Linked DNA regions of Homo sapiens: region 2 is linked to region 1. Evidence: chromatin loops called from intact Hi-C (ENCODE). Cell type or tissue: CD14-positive monocyte. All regions are shown on one strand. Links, peaks and the distances in the headings refer to the core of each region. The heading gives the core; the rest is flanking DNA. Region 1 overlaps LASP1 (LIM and SH3 protein 1). Region 2 holds the start of FBXO47 (F-box protein 47).

Region 1 (8,988 bases), core at 2,823-5,322:
GTGGGTGCCGGTCCTTGCTCTGGCCTGAAGGGAGGGGGCCGGGAAAGGAGGGACTGATCCTGACCCAAACCCCTAAGTAAACTGCCCTCTGCGTCCAGACTGGACTCCCCCCAGACTCTGTCCAGGCCCTTACCACTGCCCTCCCTGTGCCCCCAGCCCGGGCTGCAGGAACTATTGGCTGTTCAGCCAGCAGGAGCAGCAACCATGCAGGTGTTTCCAGCTGTTAACGTGTAAGCCCTGCCTGGCCACGTGCTTGCTCTTGCCTTTTGTGCACAGCCAGTGCCAAGGGGGAGAGGAGGCAGCAGAGACGTTGTGCGGAGGGGATGCCCAAAGGGGACTGCCCAGGCTGGGACAGCCCTGATGGGGCAGGGGCGTTCCAGGAAACAGCAGGTTTTGCCTCTCCTCCTCTTCCCACCCCACTACTCCCACCCCATTTTCCCGGATCAGGAAAAGGCAGGCCAGCATTCTAGGGAACAGGAAGTGAAGTTGGCTTCCAGCTAGGTGCCTGCCAGGGCCTGGAGGAAATTCCTGCAGGCCTGAGCCCGTCTGGGAAGGACCAGTTTCTCTCCTTGTCCTGGTGTCCTGCTTTCTGAGTTTCCCCTGAGGGTGGGGGAGAGCTGTCACTCTCTTCACTCTATGTCCCGCTTCCTCCCCCATCCTCATGGAGCACTCAAACCCTGAACCCTCACACCTTTCTATGGTTGTACCCGTCCCCACCAGTTTCCTCTCTGGAAAGTGAAGAGGAGGCTGGGCACGGTGGCTCACGGCTGTAATCCCAGCACTTTGGGAGGCCGAGGTGGGCAGATCACAAGGTCAAGAAGTTCAAGACCAGCCTGGCCAACATGGTAAAAGCCTGTCTCTACTAAAAATACAAAAATTAGCCGGGCGTGGTGGCAGTTGCCTATAATCCCAGCTACTCAGGAGGCTGAGGCAGGAGCATCACTTGAACCCGGGAGGCAGAGGGTGCAGTAAGCCGAGACTGTGTCACTGCACTCCAGCCTGGGCGACAGAGCGAGACTCCATCTCAAAAAAAAAAAAGAAAGAAAAGTGAAGAGGATAGAGCCCACTAGGGGTCATCAAGGTGTGGGACAGGCAGCATGTTCCTACAGGAAGAAAACTCTAACTCCTGGTTCTGGTTCTTTTTCATCTCATTCATTCATTCATTCATTCATTCATTCATTTGTTTTGAGATGGACTCACTCTGTCTCCCAGGCTGGAGTACAGTGGCTCGATCTCAGCTCACTGCAATCTCCGTCTCCTGGGTTCAAGTGATTCTCATGACTCGGCTTCCCAAGTAGCTGGGATTACAGGTGCCCACCACCATGCCTGATTAAGTTTTGTATTTTCAGTAGAGACAGGGTTTCACTGTGTTGGCCAGGCTAGTCTTGAACTCCTGACTTCAAGCAATCTGCCAACCTCGACCTCCCAAAGTGCTGGGATTAAAGGTGTGAGCCACCGCACCTGGCCATCTCATACTTTCACAATTCATTCTTTGGTGCAAGTTTTACAATATACATTCTATATTTGTCAAGTGATAACTTCCATGTAACTTATAAAATACACATAATTCAGGAAGATTGTGCTAAAATACATTTAACCAATAGGAGTATGCCGTCAGAATATTTTGGCAAACAAGGGTCACTAAGTTTTTTCTGTAAAGGGCCAGGTAGGAGGTATCTCAGGCTTTGTGGCCATATGGCCTCTGTGGCAGCAGCTCAGTTCTGCAGTTCTGCCATGAAAGCAGCCACAGATAAGAGGTAATTGAGTGGGTGTGGCTGTGTTCCAATAAAACTTTATTTCTGGAGGCTGAAATTTGAATTTCAGAGAAATTTCATGTGTCATGAAATATTATTCCTCTTTTGGTTCTTCTTCCCCCCCTCCACCGCCCCCTGCCAAGCATTAAAGAATGTGGAACCCGTTCTTAGCAGCCGGCTGTGGGCTGGATTTGGTCCATGGACCATAGATTCCCAGCTTCTGCTCTAGACCACCCGTTCTCAGACTTGAAGCCTGCTTCAGACTTACCTGGAGAGCTTTTTTCCAAAATGCATATTCCAGAACCCCAGCCCTGATTTTGTAGATTTTCTGGAAGGCCCCAGAACCCGCATTCTAACAAGGAGCCCAGTTGAGTCAGACACAGGTAGTCTGGAGTCCACTTTTTTTTAAACAGAGTCTCAGTCTGTTGCCCAGGATGCAGTGCAATGGCGTGATCTTGGCTCACTGCGACCTCCGCCTCCAAGGTTCAAGCAATTCTCGTGCCTCAGCCTTCCGAGTAGCTGGGATCACAGGTGCCTGCCATCATGCCCAGCTAATTTTTGTATTTTCAGTAGAGACGGCATTTCACCATGTTGGCCAGGCTGGTCTCAAACTCCTGACCTCAGGTGATCCACCAGCCTCAGCCTCCCAAAGTGCTGGGATTACAGGCGTGAGTCACCGCGCCCGGCCAGGAGACCACATGTTAAGAAGCAAAGCTCAAGGGTCTCCAGGATCCTGGTCTGTTCTCTTCAGCCAGTCCTGAGGCCTGGGGTGTGCAGTGCTGTGGGAGACCCCTGCATCAGAATAACTGGCTCCTTCACTACCTTCCAGGAGCTTCCATCCAGTGGGGGTGGGGGACACCACCCGCCAACAGCACAGCCCAGTCCCAGGTGCTATGGAAGCCCTGGGTTCAGCCTGGAGCCAGGGCCAGCGTCCCGAGGATGAGGTGCCGAGATGGACCTTGAAGGATGAGAGAAGCCTGGACTGCCCTTGAGTGGCGAGGGTGGGCTGCCTCCAGGTTGACCTTAATCCCTTCCCTCCCTACCACCATGTGTCCAGATGACCTTGGGCAGGTCCCTTAGCCTCTCTGGATATCGGGATATGACATTGACTACCTCAGAGACTTGTGGGGAGGATTCGGCGAGCTGATATGCATGAAGTGTATCAACTAGGGCTGCTGGCTGGTATCTCCTTCCCTTGTCTTCCCCCACCACCCCAGCCAGGGGACAGGGTGCTGCTGAGGGAGTGGGCTGGGAGAGTCACTTCTGGCCTTGTCTTAGGGATCTGAGAACAGGGCATGGGCCCCGTGTCTGGGAGTGCCCTGGTGCCCTTCCTAGTGGGGTTGGGCGTGGTCAGTCTGGCCAGGGCTGGCTCCCTCCCCCATAAATAGGCTCACCTGGAGGTCTTTTCCCATTTGAGGCAATGAGATATGTATGTGAGGCTTTATGACTTGTCTTTTTTTTTTCATTTTGAGACAGAGTCACGGAGTCTCACTCTGTCACCCAGGCTGGAGTATAGTGGCATGATCTTGGCTCACCGCAACCTCTGCCTCCCAGGTTCAAGCTATCCTTTTGCCTCAGCCTCCCGCGTAGCTGGGATTATAGGCGCCCGTCACCACACCCAGCTAATTTTTGTAGTTTTAGTAGAGACAGGGTTTCACCAAGTTGGCCAGGCTGGTCTCGAACTCCTGACCTCAAGTGACCCACCCACCTTGGCCTCCCAAAGTTCTGGGATTACAGGCGTGATCCACCGTGCTCGGCCTCACCACCCGCCTTTCTTGTGGTGTAGTTCTTGCTGCCTCAAGAACTACATATATCAGGCCTCAAAACCCACCTGATATATGCGTGCCTGGGAATAGGGACCTTGACTTTTCCCCTGTCCCATATGGGCCCAGGGGCCGGTTCTGGGCTGGCCCAGGTGGGGCTAGAGCAGCTGGATCCAGGCACATGAGATGTGAAAGTGTGGGCCTTACGCCGCATGGAGCGGCTGGAGGAAGGAGAGAGGGAGCAAGGGTGCCGCAGGGTCAGATTGCCACAGGGCCAGGGTGCCACAGGGTCAGGGTAGGGCCAGGGTGCCATAGGGTCAGAGTAGGGCCAGGGTGCCACAGGGTCAGGGTAGGGCCAGGGTGCCGCTGGGCCAGGGTGCCGCAGGATCTGGTTGCCACAGGGTCAGGGTGCCGCAAGCACAAGGAGTCACCCGTGATTCTCCAGGGTCTGGCTCTTGGGCTGAGATCCAGGAGACCTTGGCAGGCCTGTCTTTGGGAGTCTGGCACAGCCCCAGAAGGCCATCTGGACAGTTTTCAGACCTGAGAGGAGGAAAGGGCTTGTGTCTGGAGAAGGTGCCATGGGGGATGGGAGGTGGAGGAAGCCTGGGGCCAATCAGGATCTGGATCTAGCAGGGAACACCGAGGCCGGTGTTCTCGTCCCACCATGGGACTCAGCCTGAAGAAGACAAGGTGAATGAACGACCATTTCTCTCTAACTCAGTTGGCTAAGAGGACTGAGCTGGCGCCGAGGCTCTGGACACAAATGGGCCAGTTGACCCTGAGGTTTCTTTCTGGTAGTGGAGGTGGGGCTTCCTCTGGCTGACCCTGCTTAGGTCTCTGATGGAGGTAGCAGGGGCTCTGGTTCCCCCAAACTGGCCAAGTCCTCCACCATAGCACCCAAGGGGTCTGGGCAGAGTGCAGCTTCCCTCCCCTCCCCAGCTTGGCTTGGTGGGCACCTGCCTCCCCTGCCCTCCTGACCTTGATGGCTAATGCAGCCAGCCCCAGGCAGGCACAGTCACAGCCCTCAAACAACATGAGGCCCAACTCAAGACTCCTGGGTGGTGGTGGTCAAGGTGGGGGACTCTGTAGCCAGTAGAGCACTGTGGGGGCAAGAGACTGACTTGAAGGCTTGGAGCCTCACATGCCCGCCTAGTGGGGTGGTCCTGAGGGATATGACTTCTTTGGGCCTCTCTGCTCATTTTTGGAACCTGACCCGAGAAGGAGCCCATCCAAGACAATGTCCCGCCCTCAGGGAGGGTCTGGCAGTTTTTATCCCTAAAGGCTGGGATTCTCAGCGGAGCATCCTAGGCTGTAGTACCCACGACATCTTGCACACAAGAGGTGGAATCGCCTGTTGATGAAGAGCAAGGCTCTGGAATCTGTGATCTTGGGCCACTCACTTCACTTATCAATCCCTTCGCTTCCTTCTTGCCTGTTACATGGGGTCTGCAATCTACCCCTCAGGGGCGCTGACGAGCTCACATGAGCCTGTGACATAAAACACCTAGCACGGCCCTGGCGCAGTAAGAGCTCAGGAAACGGGCTGCTGCTGTGGTTACTGTGGACCCAGGCGGAAACAGAGCAGCCCCGCCCCTGCCGCAGGCATATAAAAGTGACCACTTGGCCGGTCACGGTGGCTCACGCCTGTAATCCCAGCACTTTGGGAGGCCGAGGCGGGTGGATCACCTGAGGTCAGGAGTTTGAGACCAGCCTGGTCAACATGATGAAACCCTGTCTCTATTAAAATACAAAAAATTAGCTGGGCGTAGTGGCAGGCGCCTGTAATCCCAGCCGCCCAGGAGGCTGAGGCAGGAGAATCACTTGAACCCTGGAGGTGGAGGTTGCGGTGAGCTGAGATCGTACCATTGCACTCCAGCCTGGGCGACAGAGCCAAACTCCGTCTCGAAAAAAAAAAAAAAAGAAAAGGGACCACTCACTTTGGTCTGATTCTTCAGTTCTCATGGTCCTTTTACATCGGTCATTTCATTGCATTCTCCAACAGTGTCTGAGGGAGACTGGTGTCTCATTTTGCAGAGGTGAAAACTGAGGCTTGGCAAGATTAGGTAGCTTGTCCAAGGACACACAGCTGGTGCTTCCAGAGCGAGACCTGGCTTTCTGTACCCAAAGCTCTTGGGTAGTCTCTCCCATCCTGGGATCTTGAGGGTCACGGGAAGGAACTGGGTGGTTTGCAGTGGGACCCTTCACCTAGTGCCTTCTGACCTTGCAGATAAAATACCATGAGGAGTTTGAGAAGAGCCGCATGGGCCCTAGCGGGGGCGAGGGCATGGAGCCAGAGCGTCGGGATTCACAGGACGGCAGCAGCTACCGGCGGCCCCTGGAGCAGCAGCAGCCTCACCACATCCCGACCAGTGCCCCGGGTGAGTGCAGGTCCTGTTGGTGCAGATGACCTGAGGCGAGGCCAGTGGGGTGGGGAGGAAGCCAGGAGAAGACAGACAGACAGATACACCTTCCGGAGCCTTGCTCTTAATCAACAGGCGATTATGCCTCTTGTGTGCAAGAGGGGACCAGAGGACCTGAGGCCGGGCCAGCTGGGGTGGGGAGGAAGTCGGCGAGAGACAGACACACACACACACACACACACACACACACACACACATGCACGCACGCATGCAGGCGAGGAAAAGACTGCTTCCCAAGACCCCAAGTTCCATTCTCATCCAGAATGAGGACGTGAGCACCAGGGTCAGGCCTGTACTGGGCCAAGAGGATTGAAAGGAGAGGCCCCCAGGTCATGGGGCTCAGAGCCCCTGCGTGGGATACAACACACAGGCAAATGTGCACACGTGGACATCAGCCTTTGAGCTGTGGGGCTTGAGCCAGGTTGGGGGCGGGGTGGAAGTGCATGGTATGGACTTCTCGGGAGCTCTGGGAGGGGCTGGGTTTGGCAGGACAGTTTCCAAGCCCTGTCTCCTCCCATCTTCCAGTTTACCAGCAGCCCCAGCAGCAGCCGGTGGCCCAGTCCTATGGTGGCTACAAGGAGCCTGCAGCCCCAGTCTCCATACAGCGCAGCGCCCCAGGTGGTGGCGGGGTGAGTAACCCTGGCCGGAGGGGAGAGGCCAGAGGCAGGGGGTCCTTCGGGAAGGCTTGGACACAGCTCATGGATTCTCCTGACCTTTGCACCCACCCTCTGTTGTGTGTGATGATAAGGATCTCAGCCTTGTGAGCAGAGAGGAAATTGGTTGGCGTAGTGGGCAGAGGCTGGCTGGGACTGGGGCCCTGCGTTCCAGCCCTGGTGTACCATGGGCAGGTTGCTCACCCTGCTTTGGGTGGGGTTTCCTTACCCCAGCTACCTGGGAACACACAAGGCAACTTTCTGCATGGGGCCTTCCAGCACTGGGCGCTGCTCTCCTCGCTTCATGAGGATGGCCCCCACATCCTTCAGCTCTCAGGCTGCCCCTGCCTCTGAGGGGCCTCCCCAGCCATGTCGTGTAAAGCGCATCACCCTGATGCTTTGCATCACTCGACTCCGCTGGCTGCCTTCAGAGCACTTTTTCCAACTAAAAAGAGCTCTTCGTGTTGGTCACCTTCTCTGTGTCCCCTGCTGGGCTGGGGACCCTGGCAGCGTCCGTCTGGTTCACCTACTCTGAGCCAGGCCTAGAGCAAGTGAATAAGCCCAGCAGGAATGGGGTGAGATCAGGCTTCCTGAGCCCTCAGAGCTGAAGTCCCGGCTCTGTAAGTCCTGCCACTCACTCCACCCATGGGTGCCGCTGAGCCACCCTTACCAAGCTCCTGGCAGGCTCAGCGCCTCCAGGCTGGGTGCCTGGGAATTCAAAGTAGCTCACGTAGGAGCAGAACAGATACTTAGAGAGATAAAATCGCCTGAGATAATGGCTGGCTGGAGTCTGATGCTCTGGGCACACAAACAAAGGGATGTTAGGACTGCCCAGGGCACTGTGGGCGCAAGAGTTAGTCTGAAGTATAAGGTTCCAGGCAGCCCAGCCAGTCCCTCCCTCCTCAATGGGTCTGTCCTGGATGTGTAGGGTCCATCTCTGAATATAAAGCCACCTCTCTGCCCTCTGGGGGCTTACATTCCAGTCAGGGGGACAAACAAGAAAACAATAAGAAAATAGGTGTATAACATAAGGTCAGCGGTGACACGCTGTGAAGAGAAAGACAGCAGGGTGAGGGATGGATAGAAAGCAGCTGGATTAAGACATTTGGCCGGGGGTGGTGGCTCACGCCTGTAATCCCAGCACTTTGGGAGGCCAAGGCGGGCAGGTCACTTGAGGTCAGGAGTTCGAGATCAGCCTGGCCAACATGGTGAAACCCCCTGTCTACCAAAAATACAAAAATTAGCCAGGTGTGGTGGTGTATGCCTGTAACCTGTAATCCCAGCTACTCGGGAGGCTGAGGCAGTAGAATTGCTTGAACCCGAGAGGCAGAGGTTGCAGTGAGCCAAGATTGCACTATTGCACTCCAGCCTGGGTGACAGAGCAATATCTCCAAAGAAAAAAGACATTTGGCCGGGTGCGATGGCTCACACCTGTAATCCCAGCACTTTGGGAGGCCAAAGTGGGCAGATCACCTGAGGTCAGGAGTTCGAAACCAGCCTGGCCAACATGGTGAAACCCTGTCTCTACTAAAAATATAAAATTAGCTCGGCATGGTGGTGCATGTTCATAATCCCAGCTACTCGGGAGGCTGAGGCAGGAGAATTGCTTGAACCTGGGAGGTGGAGGTTGCAGTGAGCCGAGATCACGCCATTTGCACTCCAGCCTGGGCAGCAAGAGCAAAACTCCAGCTAGAAAAAAAAAAAGAAAAAAAAGACGTGACATTTGAGCAAAGTCCTCAATAAAGGAAGGAGTGAGCCGTGCAACGAGGACAGGAAGTGCAAAGGCTCTGAGGCAGGAATATTCTAGGAAAGTTCAGGGAGCAGCAGGAAGCCCGAATTGACTAGAGTGGGAGAGGGTGGGAGGTCCGATTATGCAGGGACTTGTGGGCCCCAGGAAGGCCTCTGTGACCTGTGATCTGTGCAGAGCGACATAGGTTTTTGGAAGACCACCCTGGCAGCTGTGTTGAGAAGAGGCAGTGGTTTGAGGGTAGAAGCAGGGAGACCGTCAGGAGGCTGTTGCAGGATATAGGCATGGATGGGAGTGGCTCAGCCCAAGATAGAGGCAGAATTGGTGATGAGAGAGACTGAGGTTACTTCATGGGAGGTGTGACTTCTTATCCCATAGACCTGTTGGTTTCAAACTGTCCTGTGGAGCCTCAGAGACCAGTCAAGGGCAGTGAAGGTCAGGGGAGGTAGAATGTTGTCTATAGCTATAGGATTTATTTTTCTTTTTTTTTTCCTCTTTCTTTTTTTAAACTCCATCCTGGTAGTAGGTGGCGCTGTAGGTTTTTGTGTGCCTTACTGAACATTACCTAGATCTAGGGCTTAAGCGGCAGATTTTGGCTGAGGCTTGGAAGGTGGAACCTGATAGACTCGTCTTCTGTCCTCTGAAGATTTT
Region 2 (8,041 bases), core at 1-2,500, 50 kb after region 1:
CCACTTAGTAAATGTACTTAAAAAACCGTAGTTTCTGCTGAGAGGATAAATAGTCTTCCATAATAATGTGTTTAAATTTCTATTTTAAAGGACTAGATTATGGTTGAAAGGGAAAAGAGATAAAGAGATAAAACTCACTTGATCCACAGGAAGTGACGCATAGAAAATACATCAATTTCCTAACCTGATAAGCCACTAGACATTAAGCATCGGTGACGTTATATCTATATGAAATCTCAAGAATTGACACTTTACATCAAAATGCATTTTCTCACCTTTAAAGATAACTGGTTAAGGGAGTGTTCTCACACTAAAGAGTAAAAACATCATAGAAACAGGCATATTTTGGAATATATTCCATTTCCTACTGGCCTTACAGAATTGTATACTAAGTTTCTCTTAATTAAGCACAGTTCTTTACTTGTTGCAATTCTCATTACATAAGTTACCTAGAGATCTGTAGTGCTCCAGTATAGCAGAGTCTTGTCTCCTGTCAGGCAGCTCAAGGTTATGAAAGTCCTGTAGTAAAAGTCTTTTGCTTCCTGATGAGGTTGAGATATAATTAATAATGTGTTGGCTGACTGTTTTGGACACCATGCTTAGCATGCTGATATCCTTCACTACCAAAAGAAATATATATGTGTATGTATCAATGGCTTAAATGCAAGAACGTCACTATTAACACAGTCTATTAACTTATAGGTTAACTCAATCGTCATCATTATCACCATCATCATCCCTTTGGGAAAAAAGGGAAAAACCTTAAAATTGTTTAAAATCTGGTTCTCAATGAATTAGAGACATGTTTGGATTTACCAATCAAGGTACTATATCATAATTACAGGCATGTTTTCAAGAGTTTAAGTACTGCTGTGTTCAAAGGAAGATTTAAAAAAATTAATTTAGGGCTAGGTGCAGTGACTCATGCCTGTAATCCCAGTACTTTGGGAGGCCAAGGCGGACAGATCACCTGAGGTCAGGAGTTCGAGACCAGACTGATCAACATGGACAAACTCCATTTCTACTAAAAATACAAAATTAGCCTGGCATGGTGGCGCATGCCAGCTACTCGGGAGGCTGAGGCAGGAGAATAGCTTGAACCCGGGAAGTGGAGGTTGCGGTGAGCCGAGATTACGCCACTGCACTTCAGCTTGGGCAACAAGAGCAAAACTCCATCTCAAAATAATAATAATAATAATAATAATAATAATAGTAATAATAATAATTATTTAAGTATTGTGCTTTCTCATTGTACTCCTTACCTGACAATAATGAAACTTTAGAAAATAAACACTTAAACACTTAACATGAATGTCATTAACATTTTAGCATGGCCCAAGATGACAAACTAGTTCTTGGGAAAAATTAAAATACTCTAGTGTCTTGTGTAGGCTATTCATAAGTTCCCAAACCTCACCTGACAAATATTTTAAAATTATCTGGAATATTTCCAATGGTAAGGCTTTAAAATTTCCAAATGTTGATATGGGTTGAAAGCCTGAGCCAAGGGTCTTGGAATAACAGCTGGTTTGACGATTACTACGTCTAAGTTTCTGGTTGGGAATCAAAGTGAAATTTGTATTTATTCTGGATGCCATTCTTCTTCTTGTCTCACAAATTTATCCTGGTCAGAAAAACAAAGTACAAGAGACAAGAAAGAAAGGAAATTAAAGCAAGAAAGAGATTTTTTTTTTTAAACGAAGAGGTTGATAGTACGATATGCAATAGCTGTTTCTCTGTATTTGCAAAAGATTTTTGGTTTTTTTTTGAGACGGAGTCTTGCTCTGTTGCCCAGGCTGGAGTGCAATGGCGTAATCTCGGCTCACTGCAACCTCCACCTCCCGAGTTCAAGTGGTTCTTCTGCCTCAGCCTCCTAAGTAGCTGGGATTACAGTCATGTGCCACCATGCCCAGCTAATTTTGTATTTTTAGTAGAGACGGGGTTTTGCCATGTTGGCCAGGAAGGTCTCGAACTCCTGACCTCAGGTGATCTGCCCTCCTCAGCCTCCCAAAGTGCTGGGATTACAGGCATGAACCACTGAACCTGGCCCCACTTACTTTATTACAGCTAAAATTTAAATAGTTTTAAAGTCTCTATTTTCATCTCTTTTTTTATTGTTTCGAACAAAAAAAGTCAGTACTCAGTTTTAAATAAATAGAAAAACATTACTATGAAATTTTAAAGCTACATTAATATTTTGACTTTTTAAAAGAATATAGGCTGGGTATGGTGGCTCACGCCTGTAATCCCAACACAAAAAAGTAGGTGGCATTACTATTACCAATTATGTGCTGTATAATACTCAAATAAGCAGTGAATTAAAGTCTTTCTTCTTTTCTTTGTTGGTTTTTGTTGTTGTTGTTGTTGTTTTGTTGTTTTTTTTTTTTTTGTCAAGGTCTTGCTCTGTTGCCCAGGCTGGAGTGCAGTGGCATGATGATAGCTCATTGCAGTCTTGAACTCTTGGGCTCAAACAATCCTCCTGCCTCAGCCTCCTGAGTAGCTGGGACTACAGGCACAGAGCCACCATGCCCAGCTAAAGTAAAAAAAAAAAAATTGTTTTTGTGGAGGCAGTGTCTGCCTGTGTTGCCCAACCTGGTCTTGAACTCCTGAGCTCAAGTGATCCTCCCACCTCAGCCTCCCAAAATGCTGGGATTATAGGCACAAGCCACTGTGTGTTAATAAGACTAGAATAAATACATGAATAGTAATAATTCTTCCCTCAATTCCACCTTCTGTTAATAATAGCTACTGGCCGAGTGACGTGACTCACCCATGTAATCTCAGCACTTTGGGAGGCGGAGGTGGGTGGAACACCTGGGGTCAGGAGTTTGAGACCAGCCTGACCAACATGGTGAAACCCCGTCTCTACTAAAAATACAAAAATTAGGCTGGGCCCAGTGGCTCATTCCTGTAATCCCAGCACTTTGGGAAGCCAAGGCGGGTGGATCACCTGAGGTCAGGAGTTCGAGACCAGCCTGGCCAACATAGCGAAACCCCGTCTCTACAAAAAATACAAAAATTAGCCAGGGATGGCAGTGTGCACCTGTAATCCCAGCTACTTGGGAGACTGAAGCAGGAAAATTGCTGGAACCTGGGAGGCGGAGGTTGCTGTGAGCCCAGCTAATCTGAAGGCTGAGGCATGAGAATCGCTTGAACCCGGGAGGCGGAGGCTGCAGTGAGCTGAGATCATGTCATTGCACTCCAGCCTGGGGCAACACAGTGAGACTTGGTCTCGAAAAACAAACAAACAAACAAACAAAAAATAACAATAATAATAATAGTCACTGATGAATCTTAGAAAGGGCCTACGCATCTTGATTTCAAAGACAAATATTTCTTAAACTCATTAAATGCAACTTATTAAAATCACTGATTATTTACTTACACTAAATAATTTTTTTTTTAGACAGATTATCGCTCTACTGCCCGGGCTGGAGTGCAGTGGCATGACGCGATCTCAGCTCACTGCAACCTCCCCCTCCCAGGTTCAAGTGATTCTCCTGCCTCAGCCTCCCAAGTAGCTGGGATTACAGGCGTGTGCCACCACTAGTAGCTGGGATTACAGGCGTGTGCTACCACACTCAGCTAATTTCTGTATTTTTAGTAGAGACGGGGTTTCACCATGTTGGTCAGGCTGGTCTGGAACTGCTGACCTCAGGTGAGCCACCAGCCTCAGCCTCCCAAAGTGCTGGGATTACAGGCGAAAGCCACCACGCCCGCCCATTACACTAAATAATTATTTAAACATGTGTACCACACAGCGACTTTGTGTCACTCTATTGTTCTAATTCAGAAAACAATGTCTTTTGTGTATACATATACATATACGCATAATTACAACTCCAATCGAAGGCTCCTTGTTTCTGAAGTAACAACTAAGACATTTTCATCAAAGATATATAATTGTATCTGGCCAAAATGCATTTTCTCCTTTCTACAAATTGCTAAAGTAACATTGTTACTTATACATCTTGAAATGTTACATATCAACTTACATCAATTTAAAATTGGTTACACATTTGAAAACATAACAAAGAAATTTAGTGTTTAGTGAAAAGTACACTCTGAACCTCCTTTGAAACCATACCACAGCGATTGGGGTCAGTATTCAGTGAACACTTAAATTAGGAGGTATTTTAAAATTATCATTAAAATTACACAAATAGGCCGGGCATGGTGACTCACGCCTTAATCCCAGCACTTTGGGAGGCTGAGGCCGGTGGATCACGAGGTCAGGAGATCGAGACCATCCTGGCTAACACGGTGAAACCCCTTCTCTACTAAAAAAAAAAAAAAAAAAAAAAAATTAGCCGGGCATGGTGGCACGCGACTGTAGTCCCAGCTACTCTGGAGGCTGAGGCAGGAGAATCGCTTGAACCCGGGAGGCGGAGGTTGCAGTGAGCCGAGATCACACCACTGCACTCCAGCCTGGGTGACAGAGCAAGAATCTGCCTCAAAAAAAAAAAAAAATAATTACACAAATAACAACTTTACACAATACAGCTAAACAAGAAGAAAAAAATTAAGTTCACTTATAAACACTTTGGTTTATATAATTTCAGACTTTTACATACATATATTTCTTTTTAACAAAAAAGAGGGATCACTATATATAATACTTTGTAATCTGCTTTTTTCAATGAATTCTCTTTCCATGCTAATAACCTTCTACAAGTAATCATATTTTAATGGCTATGTGTCATTCCACCAAGTAAAATAATCTTAATTTGTTTAATCCATAAGGCTGTTTGTAACCTTAACTTTTCACAGTAGGCGTTTTGTTTGTTTGTTTGCGATGGAGTTTCGCACAGTCTCCTGGGCTGGAGTGCAGTGGCGCGATCTCGGCTCACTGCAAGCTCCGCCTCCCGGGTTCAAGCGATTCTCCTGCCTCAGCCTCCCTAGTAGCTGGGATTACAGGTGCCCGCCCCCACGCCCAGCTAATTTCTGTATTTTTAGTAGAGACGGGGTTTCACCGTGTTAGCCAGCCTGGTCTCGATTTCCTGACCTCGTGATCCGCCTGCCCCGGCCTCCCAAAGTGCTGGGATTTACAGGCGTGAGCCACCGCACCCGGCCAACACAGTAGGTGTTTTAAAGCATTTTTATTACAATAGCATAAATCCGGCCTTGGCTTCTTCCTGTTTCTCTGAGAAATGTGGACAGTGGGGCTTGGGCCCGTGGGCTCTTCAAAGACTGTCAGTCACCAGGCGGGGACTTCACTGTGTCAACTGTGAACTACATACATGTTTAAAATAAATATAAACAAAAATTTAAAAATGATAAGCCCAAATTCTTCTAAAACTCAAGTCTCCACTTATAGTTCCTTATTTTCCTCACTCAGAGCTGGACGTTTCGTAGGGAAAAAGCAAGCTTTTGTGAAAATTCTAAAGGTATAATCCTAAATTATTTCTGGTTTCCGCTCACCCCTCTAGCGAATAAGAATCACAGCCCCAAATAATAATAATAAAATGATGTTTCATGCCCCCTGTTCTATCCCACTAATTTTGACCGCGCGTGAAAGGTTTTGAGGGTTCAATTGGATGAACCTCCCCGCCCCCCACACCTTTAAGATAAAAACTACATTCACAGGGATGTCTGTTTTAACATAAAACTCTTGTAAGGGCCCCACCCCATCTGTCGGGCAGCTGCCCCCAAACATCTCCAAAGCCGCAAACTAGGGAAGCCTAAAGGACAAACTGGTCAACAGGAGAATCAGACCACACGGGGTACATGTTTCGCTCCCTTCAGTCCATGAAAGATGAAATTATCGCAATAAAATACTGGGAAAAAAAACCCTCTTTTACCACAGATTTTGACAGTTTTTCCGGCTACAGAGTCACAGGAAAGTGGGAGTTAGTCGTTTTGCCCCACCATCCTCAAATTTCTTAGTGTTTAGAAAAGAAAATATCTCCTCAAGAGCTTCCCGCCAGGAGGCGAGAGGGTCACACTCCCGTAGGCTCCGGAGCTGCAGCCCTACCCACCAGGCGTCCCCGCGGCCTCTAGAATATTGTAGAATCTTCCCAAGAGCCCCCGCGGGAAGGAGGCCCGCCCCCTCATGAATAGCAAGCAGCCTCAGCTCTCGTAGTGCCCGCCTCCCTCATGAATATTGTAGATCTTCCCAGAAGCCCTAGCGGGAAGGAGGTTCCCCCCCGCCTCCCGCCTCCCCGCTTTATGAATAGCAAGAGAGCCAGCTCCCATGGTGCCCTCCGTCTCATGAATAACTAACAAGGGCGAGGTTCCTGGAGCCCAAACTCAGGCCTCAGCCACCCTTCGCTCCAAGCTGAAGACAAGAAGGGGCTGGAGCCGTTACGGTGTGGGGAAGGGGAGGGTGTAGCCCAAGATCCTGAACGTGGCGAGCCACGTCTCTGCTCCACTGCCTTTCCCTTCACCTAGTTTTGAGACAATTTTTGAGTTCCTCCCACCCCCACTGACTCCAGTAGGGCAAGTTACAAGGGGTTTCATCAAACCTTTTGGTGGAAAAAAACCTCCAGACATTCCTTTTTAAATTTGTCTTGCCGGTGCGGTGGCTCACGCCTGTAATCCCAACACTTTGGGAGGCCGAGGCGGGAGGCTCCCTTGAGTCCAGGAGTTTGAGACCAGCCTGGGCAACATAGGGAGACCCCCACCCCCAGCCATAACCCCGCTCCCGGTCTCTAAATAAACACATAAATAATAAATCTGTCTGGAATCAAAGGAAGATGTGTGTCTCCATCCTCTCAAGATGAAATCAAGACAAATCTTTCTAGCTAGGCCTTCCTGGCTAGAAGATTAAATTCTCATTCATTCATTTCTTCATTCATTCTGTAACTATTTATTGAAGCCTGCTCTGGGCCGGGCACAGGAGTAGGCCCTAAGGATGGAATAGAGAACAAGACAGATACGTTTCCTGCTTTAATGGAGTTTATTAGCCTAATGGGGAAGATAGAATGAACAGACAGAGCATCTACAGATGTTGAGAGCAGTTCCGGTGAGAGCAGCGTGACAGAGGAAATAAGACAGAATGATGGGGTGTGTGTGTGTTGGCGGAGAGCTACTTTAGATAGACTGATACTCAAGGTCCCTTTGATATGACGATTTGAGAACTGATGGAGGAGAAGGAGCCAGTCAGGAGAAGGGCTGAGGGAAGAGGGAATGGGGGAAAGATTCTACTTTTGTAGATCAATTCTACATTATACCCAACACAAAATATATAAGGAACTACATAAAGACTGAGTGGAAATTTAGGATTAGTTGGCATGCTGTTATTTTATATAGTCACATATATTCATCCATTTGGCTTTGTATCTTTTTTTTTCCTGACCTCAGGTGACCTGCGTACCTCAGCACTGCAAAGTGCTGGGATTACAGGTGTGAGCCACCACTCCTGGCCTTTTTTTTTTTTTTTTTTTTTTTTGAGACAGAGTCTTGCTCAGTCGCCCAGGCTGGAGTTCAGTGGCACGATCTCGGCTCACTGCAGCCTCTGCCTCCTGGGTTGAATTGATTATCTTGCTTCAGCCACCCAGTAGCTGGGACCACAGGTGGGCACCACCATTGTATTTTTAGCAGAGATGGGGTTTCGCTATGTTGCCCAGGCTGGTCTTAAACTCCGAGGCTCAAGCGATCTGCCTGCCTCCCAAAGTGTTGGGATTAAAGGTGTGAGCCACCGGGCCCAGCCCTGGCTTTGTATCCTTTTGCAGCCAATTCTTTTTTTTTTTTTTTTTTTTTTGAGATGAAGTCTGCCTCTGTTTCCCGGGCTGGAGTGCAGTGGTGTGATCTTGGCTCACTGCAACCTCCACCTCCCAGATTCAAGTGATTCTCCTGCCTCAGCCTCCCAGGTAGCTGGGATTACAGGCACCCACCACCATGCCCAGCTAATTTTTTTGTATTTTTTAGTAGAGATGGGGTTTCACCATGTTGGCCAGGCTGGTCTTGAACTCCTGACCTCAGGTGATCCACCCACCTCAGCCTGCCAAAGTGCTGGGATTACAGGCTTGCGCTACCGTGCCCAGCTGCAGACAATTCTTTTTTTTCCCCCTGTCTCCAACATTGATTAGAGGTCCTTGAC

The links. A loop is a pair of places that touch in the nucleus more often than their neighbours do. Peaks named below come from ENCODE experiments on the same cell type or tissue, not always from the same donor. Only the 100,000 strongest peaks of a DNase experiment are listed, where the experiment ranks them.
Region 2: a loop joins it to region 1, with 8 times the contacts of the local background. A loop is called at or near these places in 6 of 110 quality-filtered maps.

What each region holds. Positions count from the first base shown.
Region 1 is chr17:38,908,581-38,917,568 of GRCh38, forward strand. LASP1 (LIM and SH3 protein 1) reads left to right here. Exons shown (of 7, transcript NM_006148.4): 5 at 5,745-5,895; 6 at 6,463-6,566. It overlaps MIR6779 (microRNA 6779), which reads left to right and starts at 6,399; the gene lies at 6,399-6,462. RefSeq lists an enhancer at 3,332-4,291 and a silencer at 8,095-8,273. In CD14-positive monocyte, for the core only: no CTCF peak of the experiment used is centred there; no DNase peak of the experiment used is centred there; H3K27ac peaks cover 1,496 bases.
Region 2 is chr17:38,961,428-38,969,468 of GRCh38, forward strand. FBXO47 (F-box protein 47) reads right to left here and starts at 5,976. Exons shown (of 11, transcript NM_001008777.3): 1 at 5,802-5,976; 2 at 1,418-1,624; 3 at 450-620. The coding sequence starts at 1,598. In CD14-positive monocyte, for the core only: no CTCF peak of the experiment used is centred there; no DNase peak of the experiment used is centred there.